Regions from separate parts of the Homo sapiens genome. Here region 2 is linked to region 1. Evidence: chromatin contacts called from ENCODE Hi-C or POLR2A ChIA-PET data. All regions are on one chromosome and are shown on one strand. The core of a region is the stretch at or near the end of the contact, and the rest is flanking DNA. Distances in the headings are between cores, read along the strand shown. Region 1 overlaps CTB-30L5.1 (a long non-coding RNA gene). Region 2 has its middle 90 kb from the start of PRKAR2B.

Region 1 (6,384 bases), core at 2,771-5,270:
CCACACAGCACTCCAGAGCTCAGACCACAGCTGAATGCTGCATTTAGATTTAGGAAATACTCTCTGAAAGAGCTAAAGACAAACTTAATTATGTTTAGAGGAGTGTGCCCTGAAGAGACAGTGTGGGGTCCTGGTAAGAACATGAACTCTGGAGGCAGCAAGATGGGTTTGAATCCATCTGCCACTTACCTTATCAGGTAGTGACCTTGAGCAGTTTGCATACCTAACCCCTTCATGCACAATTTTTCCATCTGTGAAATGGTCAGAAAGTGAGGGTTGCATGAGTCCAAATGCTTAGAATAGTGCCTGAGACAGAGTAGGTCTGGGTGAAAGATACTTAAGAAAAGTGAAGGGCTGGGCATGGTGACTCACACCTGTAATCCCAGCACTTTGGGAGGCTGAGGTGGGTGGATCACCAGGTCAGGAGTTCAAGACCAGTCTGGCCAAGATGGCGTAACCCTGTCTCTACTAAAAATACAAAAATTAGCTGGGCACGGTGGCAGGCGCCTGTAATCCCAGCTACTCGGGTGGCTGAGGCAGGAGAATCGCTTGAACCCGGGCGGCAGAGGTTGCAGTGAGCCAAAATCGCAGCACTGCACTCCAGCCTGGGTGACAGAGTGAGACTCTGTCTAAACAAAAAAAAAAAAGAGAAGAAAAGAAAAGAAAAAAGAAAAAAAAATAAAGGAACTCAGCATCCGAGAAACTCCTGTGAAAAGTATTACAAGGAACTGGGAGTGTTAACCTGAAGAGGAGGAAGTTAGGGAAGCTGACAGAAGTCACCTGTCTAAGGGAAGAGACTTACTGTCAGTTCCAATGAGAGGAAGCTTCATGCAGGTATGTTTCACACTCAAACAGCTCAGCTCCCAAAGCAATGTGGTCAAAAGACCACTAGATGAATCAGGAAATGTTTGGTTACAAGGAACGGAACCTTAGGACAGATTAGAAAAAATAAAGGGAGAATTTATAACACAACCTCAGAAGCCAGGGCTAGAGTGACTTCAGTCACTCCTGGGTTCACATCATGGTTGTAGAAGTCCATCTCCATTCCTGGCCTCTGCATCCACTGCTGTCTTTCCCCATGGTGGGCTCTTAGAGGACAGGCATTGGGGATGCAAGCTCGGTGGCTCCAATTCACACTCCTACAGGTCACCCATTCACTAAGGTAGCACCCTCCAGGGATCGCCTTCCAATAAAACTCTGTGACCCAGGAGAATGATGCTGATTGGCTCAGCCTGAGTTCCATGTCACCCTGAACATGGGCAGGGGGGTGTAGGGGAAGGAGCCCCCTGCCTAAAGCTCATAGTCTGAGAATGAGGTGGTTCCCCAAAATAAAAACTCCAGCTGCTTAGCTGAAGAAGGGGGAATGAGGGATGGACAGGTGAACAGAGCAGATGTCCACTCAGACGCTGTCTATGCCACCAAGACAGGTCAGAATAAATAAAGCCCTTGGTTTTCTTGTTCCACACGAGGGCTATGCAGAAGTCTTCAGCAACTTCCTACCCTCTGTCATTCCCATGCCAGGGCTGCCCTCAGCACCATTCTCCCCAACCAAAGCATCCCTCTCCTCCGCCTTCCCACCTGTTTCTCTTATAGGAAACCTGAGAACTGTCCTGACAGGTAGGACTGGGGAGAGGACAGGCAAGAGTGTGTGTGGGGGGGAGTGTGGGGCGGGGGGAGGAGGGCTACTTGCAACTTTATTGCGTTATCTCAGCACATCAGGAAATAGAGTTCAACCAAGTTGGAAGGTCGGCCTTGGAAGACACTGAGTTCCTGACCCTGGAGGACAGGCTGTGTTCATTCAGGACCTGGAGGTTTTCAAACTCTCTCAATGCCCTGCTGCTGCATTTGAACTGTATACAAGTCCACTTCCTGTGTCTTTGAAGAGGAAATTTCTCATCTGCTATCAAGGGTGTTGCTAATAATTTAAAGATCGGGTTTTTTTTCTGCATTTTAGTCTGGCACATCTGGGACTCAAGTTTCAAGTGCTGAGTCTTGTAAGGACTGTTCTGCAGCCAAAAACCAGGAAAGGGGAAACAGAAGCAAAAAACCAATCACAAGTGAAAAAACTCAGCCAGCCTAATTAAATATTTGGAATCAAAAATTGTTGGCCACCTGGAAGGGGAAACACCCTTTTCATCCTGTCATTCATTTCTTAGCTAAATAATGGGTTCAATATACATAATTCCAAAACCAAAATTAGAATTTTTGGAAGACGCCCCCAATATTTAGGCATTTTATCTCCTGACCAGTTTGTCTTGGAAGGTATTCCAGGCCAGGAAATTCTAATGTATTTCTCTATGTTAAAAGACATATAGGAGATTTTTATTTATTGGTCAAGGTGGATACGTGGGAACACCTGCTTTAAAATGCTCAAGACTGGGATTATGACTCTGATCAAGTAAAACTCTAGAGCCTCAAGATCTGTTGAAATGGAGAAGATAAAAACTGCTGGGTCCCTGCTTGCCCTTCCCCACCCAAAATTTCTTGGCCCTGACCCTGATCCTCCTCCCTCAGACCACCTGTAGATGAAGGTGGAGTAGCCTTCCACTGAGACATCATGAGGCTCTCTGGCTGTCATAAGGAGGGCATCAACCGACTGTGGAAATATAGTTTTGTATTTCATCAGCATCATAGAATATCATCTCAAACTCACTGAGGGCCAACAGTGTTTATAGACTCAGTTATGAAGAATTCTGTTTTAAGGAGAATTACCTGAAAGAGATGTAATCCTGATACTTTAAAATTTATCTTTGGGTTTGTAGACCCTCAGCGAGCAGCCTACATGGGCCACTCAGTTCTGGCTCCCCACTGACTTACTGAGCCCAGCTTTGGCATTCTGCTATTTGCACACTTGGGTGGGGGGTGGGGGGAGTAGAAAGCTGTGCCAAGAAATGTGATGTTGTACTTACTCTAATTGTTATAAAGTTTTGGTGCCGCAAAAGAAATAGCACGCGAATATAAAATTTTATTTTTAATTCTCAGCAAGGCAAGTTACTTCTACAGAAGAGTGTGCCCTTACAGATGGAGCAATGATGAGCGCACACTTGGACAAGGGAAAGGAAGGGGTTCTTGTCCCTGATGGGCACGTGGCCCCTCTGCTGTGTCGTTCCTCTATTGGCTAGGGTTAGACAGCACAGGCTAAACTAATTCCGATTGGCTAACTTAAAGAGAGTGGCGGGGGTGAGTGGTTTGGCGGGAAAAATGGTTATGACAGAGCAGGTAATCAGAATGAGTCAGGGTGGAGAATGTAATCGGAAAAGGTTGCTTTATGAGGAAGTTTAAAAGTAGAAGACAAATAATTGAACATACTGACATATTCTTTGAAATTTAGAACTCATATCTAACATAAGCAGGCTTGGGGAAACCATTCACTACTGTTTTAGGGTTCCTCCGGCATGAACTGGAATCCCAGTATGTACTTTTATTTGCAGCAGACACTAGTTCCTGCAAATCCCAGGCCTTCAAGGGGACTGTAGAAGGTTTTGGCTAATACTCATACTTTGACCTTCCCTAAGGTAATGTGCAAGGTGGAAAAGGCTGGGAGCCTGTGCAGGTCACCTTGGGCTGTGCTGCTAGGTGGCCATTTTGCGCTGGGAAGGGACCCTGCTACTTGTTATTTTAGGCAGCAGATGGCTGTGACTCTGCAAATTTCCTCCAGGGGCTTCAATGGGGCCAATGCACTGTTTACAGTTTTAGAGCTTTAACTGACCCTTATCACTTAAGGACAGATGCTGTGCCCTGGAGCTATGGGATCTGGTCACTTTTACATAATTTGAATGTGCTCTGTAATCATCCAAGTACCGTTTTAAGCATTTAAATTCTTGCCAGCAATTAGGCTGCTGCTGAACATGGGAGATGATTGCATCACTTCACTAGTTTCAAACAGCACACTCAACCTTAGTATTTATTGCATCAGCTCAGGGCAACCTGCTCTTCCAATCAATTAAACTCCTTGTGCTTGAATATGCAATGCCTGCCAATCACACATTAAATCACCACCTCATGCTTATTTCACAATGAGCTTACTGAATGAAATGACTTCCCAAAACTTAATCAGTCCCCACCTCCGGCAAGCTGGCATTTAAAGAGATTTTCCAGTGTCTCTGGGAACAACCCTATTACATTTCTCCCTGAGGGTAAAATCTTCTCAGGTCTCCATTCCAGGAATAGCAATGCTGCTGCTGGTAGTTGCTGGCTTGTATTTGTCCCGGGACAGACACTATGAATGATGAAACTAATTGTGTTTACTGGTCCTCCCCCTGCCCCCCACCATCCATTTATTTTTGTAACACCAATAATGCATGTTTATTATGGAAAAAAACCATACAGCAAAGCAATGAAGAATAATTACCTAAATTCTCAACACCTCAAAATTACAATGGCTAAAATGTTGGTTACCCTTCCAGGCATTTGTGTTTCCTCTTTACAGTGGCTGCTAGAAATAGCCAGATACAAATCCCAGTATAAATGAGACTTTAATATAAAACAATGGGGAAAAGATGTATGATAGATGGCACTGGCCCAACTGGCTCTCCATTTGGAAGAAAATAAATATGGACTCCTTATGCCGCATGGAAAAATCCATTTCAGATTAAAATTTTAAATGTAAAAAATATAACAAGGTATTGTTTAAAAATCTGGCAGGCTATGTGTATATTCTAGGGGTGGGAGAGACCTTTTAAACTGTGACTAGAAGCTATAAAAGAAGGAAAGGAAAGACTTTTAAAATTATAAAGTCAACAGGTTAATACAAAATAAGAAAAGTACATTTGTAATGCAAGTGACAGTTTATGCCTATGATAAAAGCTCTTAAATTTGATGAGAAAAGGGCAAAATGATGAGATAAAGATGCACAAAGGATAAACACTTCACAGACATTGAAACGGCTAGCCCACATGCTCATATTCACTAGTGGTCAGAAAAAAGCAAATGGAAGTTAACAATAGAACACCATTTTACACTTAGACTGGAGAAAAGAGCTATAATATCATATGCTAGTGTTGGAGATAGGAATTGTGACATGCGTCCGTGTGAAGAGAGTCCATCAAACAGGCTTTGTGTGAGCAACAAGGCTGTTTTTTTCACCTGGGTGCAGGCGGGCTGAGTCTGAAAAAGGAGTCAGCAAAGGGTGGTGGGATTATCATTAGTTCTTATAGGTTTGGGATAGGCGGTGGAGTTAGGAGCAATTTTTGTGGGCAGGGGGTGGATCTTACAAAGTACATTCTCAAGGATGGGAAGAATATTACAAAGTACCTTCTTAAGGGTGGGGGAGAATATTACAAAGTACATTCTCGAGGGCGGCGGAATATCACAAAGTACGTTATCGCAAGGGCGGGGAGGGTGTATTGTCACAAAGTCAATTGATCAGTTAGGGTGGGGCAGGAACAGATCACAATGGTGGAATGTTATCTTTTGTGGATCTTCAGTTGCTTCAGGCCATCTGGATGTATATGTGCAGGTCACCGGGGATATGACGGCTTAGCTTGGGCTCAGAGTCCTGACAGGAATGTACTCTGATACTCTGCTGGTGAACTGTGATGTGCTAAAATCTTTTGGGAAATACATTTGACAATATCTATTAAAATTAAAAGGACACGTACCCCTCGTTCCAGCAATTGCACTCTTTGGAGTGTAGCCCAGTAGAAATAAAAGGGTAGTGTTAAGGACATACGAACACAGAGGTTTGCTGCAGCATTGTTCAGAGAGTAAAAACAGGAAAAAAGAGAATGCTCATCAACCAAGCAGTGGCTTAATAATTTATAATATTTCTCAAACAAAGTAATATTTTTAATGAATAAAAATATGAATTACAGTTAAACCAAATGATTTGGAGGGATTCCCATAAGATACTACTGAAGGAAAAAAGAGCACATATATCCTATTGAGGGAAAAAATGATAAACTCTGTGTGTGTACATCTGTATGGGATTATCTAAGTACAGAGAGCTGGACAGAGGATGCATATTAGGTTGTTGAGATTGGTTGCCATGGTCGGGGAGGAGGGAAGGCTGCTGACGTTGAAAGAGGGAGAAGAAGGGAAGGACAGAGCTCAGTTAAAAGAAGTTTAAAAAGTCACTAAAAATAAATGAAAATGTATGCATATGGCCATATTTAGGCCTCTACATAAAATTATCTGTAGATGTATGTTTTATGGGTTGAATTATGTCCCCTCAGAAAAGATATGTTGAAGTCCCAGCCCCTAGTCCCTCAGAAGGGGACTGGATTTGGAAATAGGGTCTTCACAGAGATAAGAAAGTTACAATGAGGTCATTAGGGCAGGCCCTAATCTGGTATGACTGGTAGCCTTGTGAAAAAAGAAATTTGGACACAGAATCAGACACACAGGGAAGATGATGTGAAGATGCTCGGAGAGAATGCTGTGTGA
Region 2 (7,325 bases), core at 4,445-6,944, 380 kb before region 1:
TGGATTTAGTTAGCAGCAGGGATTAGTGGATTCCTGTAAGACCTCTGTGATGAGGCTTCACCCTACTTTCCACACAGATTTGCCATCCATTAGCAGTCTATACCTCCATCCCCTAAGCTTGATGCCTGTATACAAATGCTTTTACTTTTATTGCCTTCTAGATCCTGGGTATGTATCCCCGTTGGGCCGTTGTCTAGCTGTAAAGGAGACATACTAATTGCTGTCTTACGTGTTGTGGTAAGGGCAAATGAAACAGCTTATAAAAGCATCTACCCTCCCCCTTTGCACTGTATATGCTTCATAGAGGACTCCATTAGTTCATGAAATACCTTGCTCTCCAGCCACTCTGGAAGAATGTTTCTAGTCTCCTTGTTCCTGTGATATGGCTGGGAGCAGGGCTTTCTGGGGTGGCAGGAGTTTTGATTGAGTTCCTGGGGGTGCCTGTGGCTGGGATGCTGTGTAAGGTGCCTACTTGCTTCACCTGCTGAGCAGGTGAACAATATGCAGTGGGTGTCTGGGGGAAGCTTGGATAGTGTTTTTAGATAAAGGCCTGAAAGGAAAGCTGATAAGTGACTATAACTGACATGATGAGACCCCTTGGTCTCCAGCCAAAAGTGTTAAGTCTTAGCTTGTGTCCCAGCACAGCCAGTTCCTCATCTTATTGCCTCACTTCTCTGGCCTAGCCAGTCACCACTTCTCCTTGCCACTACTCACCATCAGTGAGTGACGCTCCAGAAGAGGAGGAGTGTTTTTCACATAGCCTCAGGCAACTTGCAGGCTCTGTAGCTCTAATCTGAGCTGCAGAGGGAGACTTCTTGGCACTGAGAATCCTGGCTGGGCAGTGGGGTAGGGTAGAAAGGTGAGGCCTTGAAAACACCAGAAGGAAAACGCCTTTCTTAGGACATTTAGGAAGAACCCTGGAAAGATCCAGAAATTCAGGCAAAAAGGGAATGGTTTGGGAAAGACTGGAGAAAAGAAGTAACAGCACACTGGTTTGATTTTGGGGGTACCTCTGTACTGTGATCCACCCCTCTTATCATCACAGGTCTGCCTTTCTTGTTTGAGCACCTGGAGCAGTAGTTCTTTTGTTTTTTAGATGGAGTCTCACTCTGTCACCCAGGCTGGAGTGCAGTGGCGTGTTCTTGGCCCACTGCAACCTCTGCCTCCCAGGTTCAAGTGATTCTTCTGCCTCAGCCTCCTGAATAGCTGGGATTACAGGCACATGCCACCACGCCTGGCTAATTTTTGTATTTTTAGTAGAGACGGGGTTTCACCATGTTGGTCAGGCTGGTCTCGAACTCATGACCTCGTGATCCGCCCACCTCGGCCTCCCAAAGTGCTGGGATTACAGGCATGAGCCACCACCCCCAGCCTTGGAGCAGTAGTTCTAAGTCATCCCTGTGTAGCAGAATCACCTGGGGAACCTTTAAATATGCAGATTCCTAGGCCCTTCTCTCAGTGATTCTGATTCCCCTGGGGTGGGGTCCTGGCAGTAAGTATTCCTTCCCTTCCTCATCCTCTCTCTCTCTCTCTTCTTTCTCTCTTTCTCCCTCCCTCCCTTCCTCCCTTTCTCTCTCTCTCTCTCTCTTTGTCTTTCTCTCTTTCTTTCTTTCTTCCCAGGGTCTCGCCTGTTGCCCAGGCTGGAGGGCAGTGCTGTCACACAGCTCACTGCTGCCTCAACCTTGTGAGCCCCAGTGATCCCCCAATCTTAGCCTCCCAAGTAGCCTCCCAGGTGCCACTATGCCAGCTTTTTTTTTTTTTTAAATCTTTGTGGAGACAGGGTCTCCCTATGTTGCCCAGGATGGTCTTGAATTCTTGGGTTCAAGTGATCCACTCATCTAGGCCTCTCAAAGAGCTGGGATTACAGGCATGAGCCACCATACCTGGCCAACATAGGGAGACCCTATCTCTACAAAAATAAAAAAAAAATAGCTGGCATAGAGGTACCTGCCTGTGGTCTCAGCTACTTGGGAGGCTGAGGTTGGGGGATCACTTGGGCCTGGGAGGTTGAGGTTGCAGTGAGTTGTGATTGCAAAAGTGGGCAAGGGACATGAACAGATACTTTCAAAAGAAGACATACATGTGGCCAACAATCATATAAAAGATTATTTTATGATAATCATAAAATAATCTGATCATTGGAGAAATGCAAATCAAAACCACAATGAGATCATTGGAGAAATGATCATTGGAGAATCACTGATCATTGAAGAAATGCAAATCAAAACCACAATGAGATACCATCTCACACCAGTCAGAATGACTATTAATAAAAAGATGAAAAATAACAGATGCTGGTGAGGTTGTAGAGAAAAAGGAGCACTTATACACTGTTAGTGGGAGGGTAAATTAGTTCAACCATTGTGGAAGACAGTGTGGTGATTCCTCAAACACCTAAAAACAGAAATACCATTCAACCCAGCAATCCCATTACTGGGTATATACCCAAAAGAATATAAGGTTTTCTATTATAAAGACACATGAACACATATGTTCATTGCAGCATTATTCACAATAGCAAAGACATGGAATCAACCTAAATTTAGCCCATCAATAATAGACTGGATAAAGAAAATGTGGTGCATATACACCATGGAATACTATGCAGCCATAAAAAAGAATGAGATCATGTACTTTGCAGGGATTTGGATGGAGTTGCAGGCCATTAGCCTTAACGAACTAATATAGGAACAGAAAACCAAATATTGTATATTCTCACTTATAAGTGGAAGCTAAATGATGAAAACACATGGACACAAAGAGGGGAACAACCCACAATGGGACATATTGGAGGGTGGAAGATGGGAAGAGGGAGAGGATCAGGAAAAATAACTAATGAGTACTAGGCTTAATATCTGGGTGATGAAATAATCTATACAATAAACCCCCATGACACAAGTTTACCTATGTAACAAACCTGCATGTGTACCCCTGAGCTTAAAATAAAAGTTAAAGAAAGTTGTCCAGGTGATTCTAATGTGTACAAGGTTAAGGAGCACTGAGTTGGAGTCACCTCTCACTCATCTCCAAGGAAACTTTCTGTAGGCTGTCGTACAAGAGCCAGCAAGATGCAGTCTTCTGCACATCTTGGAGAAAGCCTGTGTCTTAGTCCATTCATGCTGCTGTTGCAAAAAATCTTAGACTGGGCAATCTATAAACAGCAGAAATTTATTGTTTACAGTTCTGGAGGCTAGGAAGTCCAAAATCAAGGTGCCAGCAGATTCGGTGTCTGGTGAGGGCTTGTATTCTGCTTCCAAGATGGCACTTTCTTGCTGTGTCCTCATATGACAGAAGGGGCAAGGGAGCTCTCTTCAACCTTTTTTTTTTTTTTTTGGTGAGGGCATTAATCCCATGACCTAATCACTTGCCAAAGGCCCTAACTCCTAATACCATTACCTTGGGGGTTGGGTCTCCACATCTGAATTTTGGACCATAGTAGCCTGCTTTCAGAGTTGAGGGAATCCCTGATCTAGCAGGAGTTCATCAGAGGCATTCCCCTGCCTTTACACTGATCTGATCACTGCCAGTACCGCCTGTTTGGCTTTGTGGCCATGGGCAGCCACTTCTAGAGCAGGCTGAGTCTGTTCCTCCAGAGCAGTAGTCTGTACTAATACTTGTCTAGGTTGGAAGGCATGAGAGGGAAGCCAGCAGAAACCACAGCAAGGCAATGTGGGCAGGGTAACTAGTCATAGAAAGTGGGCTAAGGCTTCAGGACTATCTCCTATCAGCTCTAGTATTTGATTATTTGTGAGGTCCATATTTCTTCTTCTTTTTTTGGAGACAGAATCTCACTCTGTCACCCAAACTGGAGTTCAGTGGTGAGATCTCGGCTCACTGCAATCTCCACCTCTTAGGTTCAAGCAATTCTCAGCCTCCCAAGTAAATGGGACTACAGGCGCGTGCCACCACGCCTGGCTAATTTTTGTATTTTTAGTAGAGACAGGGTTTCACTTGTTGGCTAAGCTGGTCTCGAACTCCTGACCTCAAGTGATCCACCTGTCTTGGCCTCCTAAAATGCTGGAATTACAGGTATGAGCCACCGCGCCTGGACTGTGAGTTCCATATTTCTAATCTCAACAACTTTCCTAAATGATTGTTATGAGGTTCCAATAAAACAATGTATTCATGAAAGGGCATTGTAAATTGTGAAGTTCAACAGAAATATTCATTATATTATTATGGAGTGGCCTCAAGTCCCTCTTTTCTTTTGAGTGCTTAGACATCTCCCCGGTAGATTGGAACCCATCTCTGTCCCAGGAGTTTGGGGTCTCAAACAACAAAGGGTCAGGAGCAAACCTGTAGATTAGTAAATCTCTTTGTAAACATATTTACAAAATATGATGCTGCCAAACTGGATGGTGAGGACAGAGTGAAACGTTTTTTTCCAACAAAAGGGATAAAAGGATAGAAAACAAAGTGAGCCCTGCATGGCTGAATTCATTGGAATCCTGAGCTCCTGTGAGGGCTTGAAACTCTCTTACTTTTTTTTTAGACAGTCTCGGTTTGTCACCCTGGCTGGAGTGCAGTGGTGTGATCTCTGCTCACTGCAACCTCTGCCTCCCAGGTTCAAGCAATTTTCCTGCCTCTTCCTCCTGAGTAGCTGGGATTACAGGCACCCGCCACTATGCCCGGCTAATTTTTGTCTTGTTTTTTTTTTTTTTTTTTTTTTTTTTGAGACGGAGTTTCGCTCTTGTTGTCCAGGCTGGAGTGCAATGGTGTGATCTCAGCTCACCGCAACCCCCACCTCTCGGATTCAAGTGATACTCCTGCCTCAGCCTCCTGGGTAGCTGGGATTACAGGCATGCGCCACCACGCCTGGCTAATTTTTTGTATTTTTAATAGAGACAGGGTTTCTCCATGTTGGTCAGGCTGGTCTTGAACTCCCCACCTCAGGTGATTCACCCACCTTGGCCTCCCAAAGTACTGGGATTATAGGCGTGAGCCACTGCGTCTGGCCGTCTTTTTTTTTTGAGTAGAGACAGGGTTTCACCATGTTGGCCAGGTTGGTCTCGAACTTCTGATCTCAAGTGATCTGCCTGCCTTGTCCTCCCAAAGTGCTGGGATTACAGGTGTGAGCCACCGCACCCAGCCTGGAAACTCTCTTTCTGAGAGAAAGCTGAGGCCAATGCAAGGACAGGTCAGTGCACTGGAGCCCATGGGAGGCCAGGGACAAGGGAGAGCCTTCCCAGGATGGGGCTAGGTGAAATGGGGATGCCAAGGGGCTGCAACTTGAGTGGGTAGAGAGAGAATGCAGACAGGACACAACAACCTAGCTGCTTTTGCTCCCCTAAGGGAGCTCCCTGAGAGTCCCCAAAAGTTCTCTAAGGACCTGATGTGCTTGTCTATACCATCACAGAAAAATCCCCACTCCCCCTACTCCCATCCTTACCATCCTTGCTGAGGCCAGCACATTTCTCCCATACTGGCAGGAGGAAGGAGGGGCATCTTCTCCTTGTACTCAAAGGTAGAGGCGGGTGGAGTGTGCAGCAGATCCTGCAGCAGGCCCGTTTTTCACGAGAAATGCCATTTATGGGGAAGCAGGGAGATGAGGAATCTGAGCAGGAGGAAGTGGGTGGAGAGTGCAGGAGTCTAGAGGATTTGTATTTTGCTGTTGCTGGGCAGGGCTCTGAGAAAAGGGAAGAAAGGAGAGAAAAGCACAGCCCTGGTCATCATTCTGGTCACTGTCACCACGGCCACAGCTGGGCCATGGCTCAAGCTCAGCAGGAAGAAAGTGGTGTGTTGCTCATGTGACCAGAGCTGAGGTCTCCAGACAAGCTCTTATCAAACCTCACAAAACTGCTCCAGGAGGAGGGGATATGGGCTTTGTGAAAATACCTAGATAAATTCCCAATTATTCGTGTGCCTCTTTCCCACTTTAAGAAATACTTTACCTTTTAACTGTTTGGATTCTCACAAGAAATCTGGAAGGGAAGTTGAGCCAACATGAACAATTCCATTTTATAGGGAAGAAACCTGGGGTTTGCAAAGGTGAAATGAATCATCTAAGAGTCTGGACTTGTAGGTGGTAGTGCTGTGAGTTGGACACATGCTGACTTTAAGTTGTTTGGTATTTGCTCACTTTTCATTTTTGTTTCTCTCTCCAGTGCCTTGAATTTGGTCCTACCAATTCTGCAGGTGGGCAGATCAGGTCGCCGGGCCCTCCGATCTGACATCCCTTCCTCCAGGTCTCTGAGCAAGCTCACAATGTGAGCATGTTTGTGTCTTGGCTCCACTGGCCAGAGACCAGGTTTTTGGCTAATGTGTGAACTTGAGCTCCTGCTTTTGCTCTATGCATTGTGTATATTTAATCATATTTGACGGAATTTACTTTAGCCCAAGTTCAGCCTGTTAGCCTTTTTCCTCTCACTGTCTGTTTCATTTTTACCCACACTCCATGCAAGTGATTTGTCTTCCCTTGGACTTCAAATAGACGGTTCCCTCTCACCACCCACACTGCCACAGAAGATGCTATCCTTTAAGAACCTCTCGCTCTTGCTCTTGGAAGGGGCATTTACTTTTGGGATAGACTCTTGCCTTTGGAAGAGAAGCCAAAGTTTTTTTGGCTTTTTGGCTCTTCTTCTTTAAGCTGCACATTTGTTTTACTCTTCCTTTCCCTGTCTCAGTTATTTTCCACGTTTCTTTCCTGAACTGACTTGAGACTTCCCCTGCAAAGTCAGCCTGACATTTTCCTGCTGCTCTGAGCCCTTCCGCATTTAATTATTCCAACTAAAAATCATACTAACTTTTTGTTCTTGTTAAAAAGAAAATAAACAAAAAATTAGGGACCAATATTTTAATGTGCAGTTCTCTTCTGGGTTAAAGTGACAGGCAGGGGCCCGATCATGGGATGGTTGCACATTTGCAGAGTGTGTTCTCATGCATTTGATTGTCACAACAACAACGACGACAACGATGTGAGGCTGGCAGTGTGGGAATTATCATCCCCATTTTACAGAGGTGGAAACGGGGGATCATAGGGGTTGGCTGGCTCATCAAGGGTCATCTAACTTCAATATTGGCCTTCAATTATGATTCTGAATTTTGCATAAGAAAACTTACTGTTTTGGAGTAGAGTATACAAGTTCAAATACAGAGTCTAAGTTGATATTGGGGGTGCTTAGGAGATACCAGCTTGACTTCTAACACATTATACATCTTAGTGAATTAACTCTGGCCCAAGGGCTGGCCGGTCCTCAAGACCTGAAGTCTCACAAGCTCAGTTCAGCCCTGTCTGTGTTCCAGAGGTGATCAGATATTGGTTGCTGACACATCCTATCCAAGCTCCAAGGTTGCACATTTTTTAAGATAAGTTAAGCATATTACAG

The links. Hi-C counts contacts between places; a loop is a spot of excess contacts on that map. ChIA-PET counts read pairs that join two places held with the same protein, here RNA polymerase II (POLR2A). Pooled maps may share reads with other maps.
Region 2: a loop to region 1 is called in a pooled map, with 2.9 times the contacts of the local background. The contact joins two enhancer-like sites. A Hi-C loop is called at or near these places in 1 of 50 pooled maps. POLR2A ChIA-PET finds 5 or more read pairs at or near these places in 2 of 52 experiments (OCI-LY7 and activated B cell).

Annotation. Positions count from the first base shown.
Region 1 is chr7:106,566,472-106,572,855 of GRCh38, reverse strand. CTB-30L5.1 (a long non-coding RNA gene) reads left to right here. Exons shown (of 4, transcript NR_187788.1): 4 at 1,712-2,945. Among named protein-coding and RNA genes, the nearest start is that of CTB-30L5.1, 29 kb to the left of the region's middle. RefSeq lists enhancers at 3,666-4,631, 4,632-5,597, 5,598-6,384. Within about 2 kb of position 4,020, at least 6 of the 41 ENCODE cell types and tissues checked have a DNase peak (open chromatin) inside an H3K27ac peak, as active enhancers do.
Region 2 is chr7:106,951,345-106,958,669 of GRCh38, reverse strand. No RefSeq gene overlaps it. Among named protein-coding and RNA genes, the nearest start is that of PRKAR2B, 90 kb to the left of the region's middle. Within about 2 kb of position 5,694, at least 3 of the 41 ENCODE cell types and tissues checked have a DNase peak (open chromatin) inside an H3K27ac peak, as active enhancers do.